Regions from separate parts of the Homo sapiens genome. Here region 2 is linked to region 1. A link is a loop called in an ENCODE intact Hi-C map of the cell type or tissue named here. Cell type or tissue: heart right ventricle. All regions are shown on one strand.

Evidence for each region. Peaks named below come from ENCODE experiments on the same cell type or tissue, not always from the same donor. Only the 100,000 strongest peaks of a DNase experiment are listed, where the experiment ranks them.
Region 2: it touches region 1 in a loop (3.0-fold over the local background); 7 of 110 quality-filtered maps call a loop at or near these places.

Annotation. Positions count from the first base shown.
Region 1 is chr19:1,766,212-1,768,711 of GRCh38, forward strand. The region is part of intron 1 of ONECUT3 (one cut homeobox 3); the gene reads left to right. Among named protein-coding and RNA genes, the nearest start is that of ONECUT3, 14 kb to the left of the region's middle. RefSeq lists enhancers at 1-112, 1,407-2,101. In heart right ventricle, CTCF peaks have their summits at 1,415 (motif pointing left) and 1,636; a DNase peak (open chromatin) is centred at 1,420; H3K27me3 peaks cover 2,500 bases.
Region 2 is chr19:1,623,661-1,626,160 of GRCh38, forward strand. It overlaps TCF3 (transcription factor 3), which reads right to left. Exons shown (of 19, transcript NM_003200.5): 7 at 1,916-2,048; 8 at 291-340. Among named protein-coding and RNA genes, the nearest start is that of UQCR11, 19 kb to the left of the region's middle. In heart right ventricle, a CTCF peak has its summit at 941 (motif pointing right); a DNase peak (open chromatin) is centred at 977.

The sequences.
Region 1 (2,500 bases):
TTCGCCCTCCACCCCGCCGGGACATTTGGGAAGCCTCAGGCAGCCCCACGCGGGCACACCCGATGGTGGACGGAGGCTGGCACCCTCAGCCCGCACGCGGCCAACGTCAGGCGCGCGCAGAGGCACCCACGGGCCCGCCTTCAGGGGCGAGGCGGATGCTGCATCCTGAAGCCCTCCCTGTTACAAGCCCAGCCCCTCCAAAGGCCTCTGGATGAAGGGGAGGATGAAGGGGGAGAGAAGGAGGAGGAGGGGGAGAGGGAAGGAAGGGAAGTGAGGGAAGGAAGGGGAAGAGGGGAGGGAGGTAAAGAGAGGGAGGGAAGGAAAGGGAGGAAAAGAAAAGAGCAGAGAGGGGAGAGGGAGGGAGGGTGAGTGGAAAAGGAGGGGTGAGGAGGAGGAGAGGGGATGGTCCCCTCTTGGAGGGTGATGGGGGTTGACAGGTGGGCCCCAGCTTGGGTTGCAGCAATGACTGAATTCAGGGCCCCTACTCAGCTACTGGCTTCCTGCTGAGGGCACTCGGGGAGCCCCACTGTCCCACCCGGCGCTCCAGGGCAGTGGCTACTGGTCTTCCGCAGCAGGGTCTTGCAGGCTGGGCTGAGACCCCCCCCCCATGCTCCACCACCCTCGTGTAGGACAACCCAGGAACATGTTAGTCACTGCACACTCACTCAGCCACTGCTATACCTCCGCTCTGTGCTGGGCCACAGAAAGATCTCAGGCCCCACGAGGCTAAAAGGAGGAACAGTGGCCCCTGGGAGTCCCAGAGGAGGGGCCCCGGGCTCCGCTGCGGGGGGAGGGAGGGACTTCCTGGGGAGAGGCCATTGCTCCTGGGCGTTGAGGAATGTGTAGGAGTTCTCTGGCTGGAGTGACCCAACTTTCTACTCTTGGCCCCAGTTTCTCCATTTCTCCCCTCTCCAGGAAGATCCTGAGAGAAAACCTGAGGCTCAAGGCCTTCCTTGAGGGAGGGGGAAACTTCGTGGTTGGAAGGCAAGTGTCGCCCAGAGCCCAGCTCCTCTCAGGGACCCCCAGATGGGAGCTGGGAGCCTCTTGTTAGCCCTGCCGTATTCATTCAGGACTTTTCTGGCTAGACCCTTCCCCACAGCCCAACCATGATCAAGACCATCTTACAGTTGGGGAAACTGAGGCTAAGATGGTCCAACACCAGGCAGGGCCCAAGAGGGCAGCAGGTCAGACCACCCTCTTGGGCCCCGGGGTGGTTGGCTGTCCCCAGCAACTTTTAGAAAGGCAGGAAGTGGGATAGAGCTGGTGTGTGTGGGCCAAATCCCAAGGGGTCTGCAGGAAACGCCTTCATCCGGAACTTGAGGGTCTCCCCCCAGTCCAGCCCCCTTTCCCCCGCATGAGACACAGCCTACAGCCCCCGCCCTTTCCTGGGTTGGGGCGGGGACGGCTGCCCTCTGCTGGACACAGCGGGAACAGCAGGGATAACTGAGCGAAGGGGCGGCCACATCCCCGGGACCTCCCCGCCCAGAGATTTCCTGATCCCACCTGCCCAGAAAAGAAAACGACCCTTGTTGATGCTGGGGGCGGCGGCGCAGGCCCAGGACGGTGCCCTGGGGCGGGAGGCTGGATGCTACAGTAAAGCCACCATGACTGCGTTTGCCGGGCTCCCTGTGCATGGGCTCAGATGTGGGCATGGGGTCTCCGTCTCTTCTAGTTGATCTCTGATCTCCTCCCAGGGCCCCGGGGACCCCCAGGAACCAGCCCCAGATCCTCCTCATCCTTAGATTCCAAAAAGACTGATAACCGTTGGGGAGATGGGATGGGTGGTGTACCTGGAGTCCTCAGATCAGAGCCTCTCGGGGGTGATTGCTCCTGGAATCAGGGCCTCAGTCCCCAGGGTCCTGGAGGAGGTGCAGGGCTGGCTGCATGGAGTGGGCATCCTGTCAGGACCCAAACCCTCACTCAATGGGGCCCCTGGACAGAGCAGGTGAATTGTTGTAAAAAGAAGGGGTGTGGCAGGGGTGACAGGGAGAGTTGTGGGATTAGACAAGGGGTGTTGGGGTAGCCTCGCAGGGAAGGAGATACCTGAGCAGAGACTAGAAGGAGCTGAGGGGGGCGGGAGGGGACTTGGGGAAGAGCAACCAGGCAGAGAGAACCGTCGTGCAAAGGAGCTGAGTGAGTGAGGCCAGCGGGGGAGGCCAGACAGAGAGGCGGCTGGTGGTGGATGGGGAGAGGGAAGCGGCTGGAAGAGCTCAGGAGCCCAGGAAGGACTGGCCTGCACCGGGACATGCCTGAAGGGGGCGCACTGTCTTTACAAAGGAAGGGACTGAGGCCTCCAAGGGAATGGGACTCGCCTGGGGTCCCAGAGCAAGCTTGACAGCCTGGCCCCGCCCCACTCCTCCGCCAGCTTGGTGGCCAAGGTCTGTGTTGGGGGCCACTCTCTATCCCCCCGACTACAGGTCGGGAGCTGCTGGTGATGGAACCAGGGGCTGAGTATGCAGTGCTGGCCACATACTAGGAGAATCCCAGGATGGGGTTCAGC
Region 2 (2,500 bases), 140 kb before region 1:
GGCATGAGCCACCACACCCAGCACAATTGTGCCCTTTCTAAAGGGGCCTCAGCCACCAGGACTGCCTTTCTCTCAAAACAAGACAGACAGAGGCTGGACCTAGGGAAGGACTTCCCCGCCTTCCCTTGGAGGCGGCCTCGGGTCAGAGCTCAGATCTTGGCTCAGAAATCACAGGGGGCCTGTCCACTCAGGGCCCACCCCGCCATGTGTGTTCCCAAGCTTCGCCAGGACACAGGGCCTGGCACTGCCACTGACGAGCTGTGGGGTCCCTTCTCCCTCGTGCGACTCACCGAGGATGGAAGACCCGGCGGGACCTTCCGGACCTTCTTGGGCTGCGTGTCTGTTAGAAGCAAAAGGGGTGAGAACCGGCCACCGGCCATGAGAACAACCCCTGCCCTACACCCTGGAGGAGAGACCCTCACAATTCCCGTTTCATATATTAAAAACCTCGGGTCGGCTGGGTGCGGTGCCTCATGCCTGTAATACCAGGACTTTGGGAGGCCAAGGCAGGCAGATCACGAGGTCAAGAGATCAAGACCATCCTGGCCAACACAGTGAAACCCCGTCTCTACTGAAAATACAAAAAGTAGCCGGGCGTGGTGGCGGGTGCCTATAATTCCAGCTACTCGGGAGGCCGAGGCAGGAGAATCACTTGAACCCGGGAGGCAGAGGCTGCAGTGAGCCGAGATCGTGTCACTGCACTCCAGCCTGGGGACAGAGAAAGACTCCGTCTCAAAACACAACAGCAGCAGCAGCAACAACAACAAAAAGCCCCGGGTCTATTTATACGGCTCCAAAGATGTCGAAGAACCACGATGGTTTTCTCCCGCGACGCGCAGTTTGGAAAACGAGGAGTTGGTGGATTCTAAGCCAAGGCTCTGCTGAGAAGCCCCTTGGCCCCACCCTCCTTCCAAGATGGCCCCGACTATCCCACGCAGTCAGGCTTCACCACTAGGGGCTGCTGTTTGCAAACTCGCCTACAGGATAAAATCCGTAACCCGGAAACCAGCACTCAGGCGCCTTCCTGATCACTCACGGACGTGCGCACAGTGGGAAAAGTTCGAGTGGCCCAGGCGCATGTGCCCAGCCAAGGCGGAACAGAGGCCTCCTCCCGCATCATGGGGCTCCTGTCCTTGGTCTATTCAGAGCCACGATCTTTTACGTTTTTGTGCTTTTTGTGGGTGATTTCACGCTTATTTTTTTCAGGCAGGGTCTTGCGCTGTTGCTCAGGCTGGAGTACAATGGTGCGATCGCAGCTCATTGCAGCCTCGAACTCCCAGGGTCAAACCATCCTCCTGCCTCAGCCTCCTGAGTAGCTGGGACCACAGGTGTGTGCCACCATACTTAGCTAATTTTTAAAATTTTTCGCAAAGATGGGATCTCCCTATGTTGCCCAGAATGGTTTGCAACTTTTGGCCTCAAGTGATCCTCCTGTCTCGGCCTCCAGAGAAGCTGGGACCCCAGGTGAGTGCCGCCATGCCTGGCGACTGTGCTGCCTGGAATGGGCCCCGGGTAGTTCAAGGCGCCGTCCAGTGCTCCTGAGCCCGAGGCTGTGACGTGCCTCGCGGGGGATGCCCGCGTGTGCAGCAGGGCTCAGTGCAGAGGAGCCACGATGCAGCCCCATGAGGCATCTGACACAGAAAGCACATGGCAGAGCCCGTGCCCGTCAGCTGCAGGAACCTCGGGACCAGAGGCTCGTAGGAACCTCTCCCTGGACGTGCCACGCCCGCCGGCCCCTGCCTCGACCCCCCGTCACCGTCCATCCCTCCCACGGCCCGAGCGCCCGACGTCCAGCCAGGACCTGGAAGGTGCGGGGTCTGCTCCCTCTGGTGCCCTCAGCTAACGGGAAGCCTCCTACCTCCCTTTGCAGGCTCCCTCCCAGAAGCCCCCGATGCCCCGGCCAGACCCCGCTCACCTAGGCTGCCGTCTGCCGCTCTCCGCCGGGAGCTGCCGGAGTAGGAGGGGTAGTACTGGGAGGTCCCCTTCATGCCCGAAGGGGACAGGGGCCCGGGGCTGTTGAGGGCCAGCTCGCCTGACAGGAAGCCAGCCTGGTGGGGAGCGGATGGTCAGAAAGCGCCCAGCTGGCATCCAGACCCCAGGCTGTTCCATTCAAGAAAAAACTGCAAAGGCCGAAGCCACTCAGACCCGCCCTGCAGTGGGTGATGCCCCTTCTGCCTGTCACGGTGTTTCTCTGTGACACCTGCTGTGTTTTTCTGACTTGAGACTGACCGCATCCCACACTGCTGTTTTCACGAAGAACGAAAGACTGAGAAACAGATACCAGTGTGGCCAACCCAAGGGGCTGCTCCCCCGATTCTGAGACGCAAAGTACAAAGCTGCGTGGCTAAGCGTCTGTGCACCCGGCTGCTTCCTATCTTTTTGGTTTTGTTTTGTAAAGCCCTCGGTTGGATTCTGTACATGTTAGTGTGAAACGGGCTTTCTTCCTGGGGAGCCAGGGCTGCCCTGAGCCGGGTCCCGGAACTGACTCCTGCATTTCATC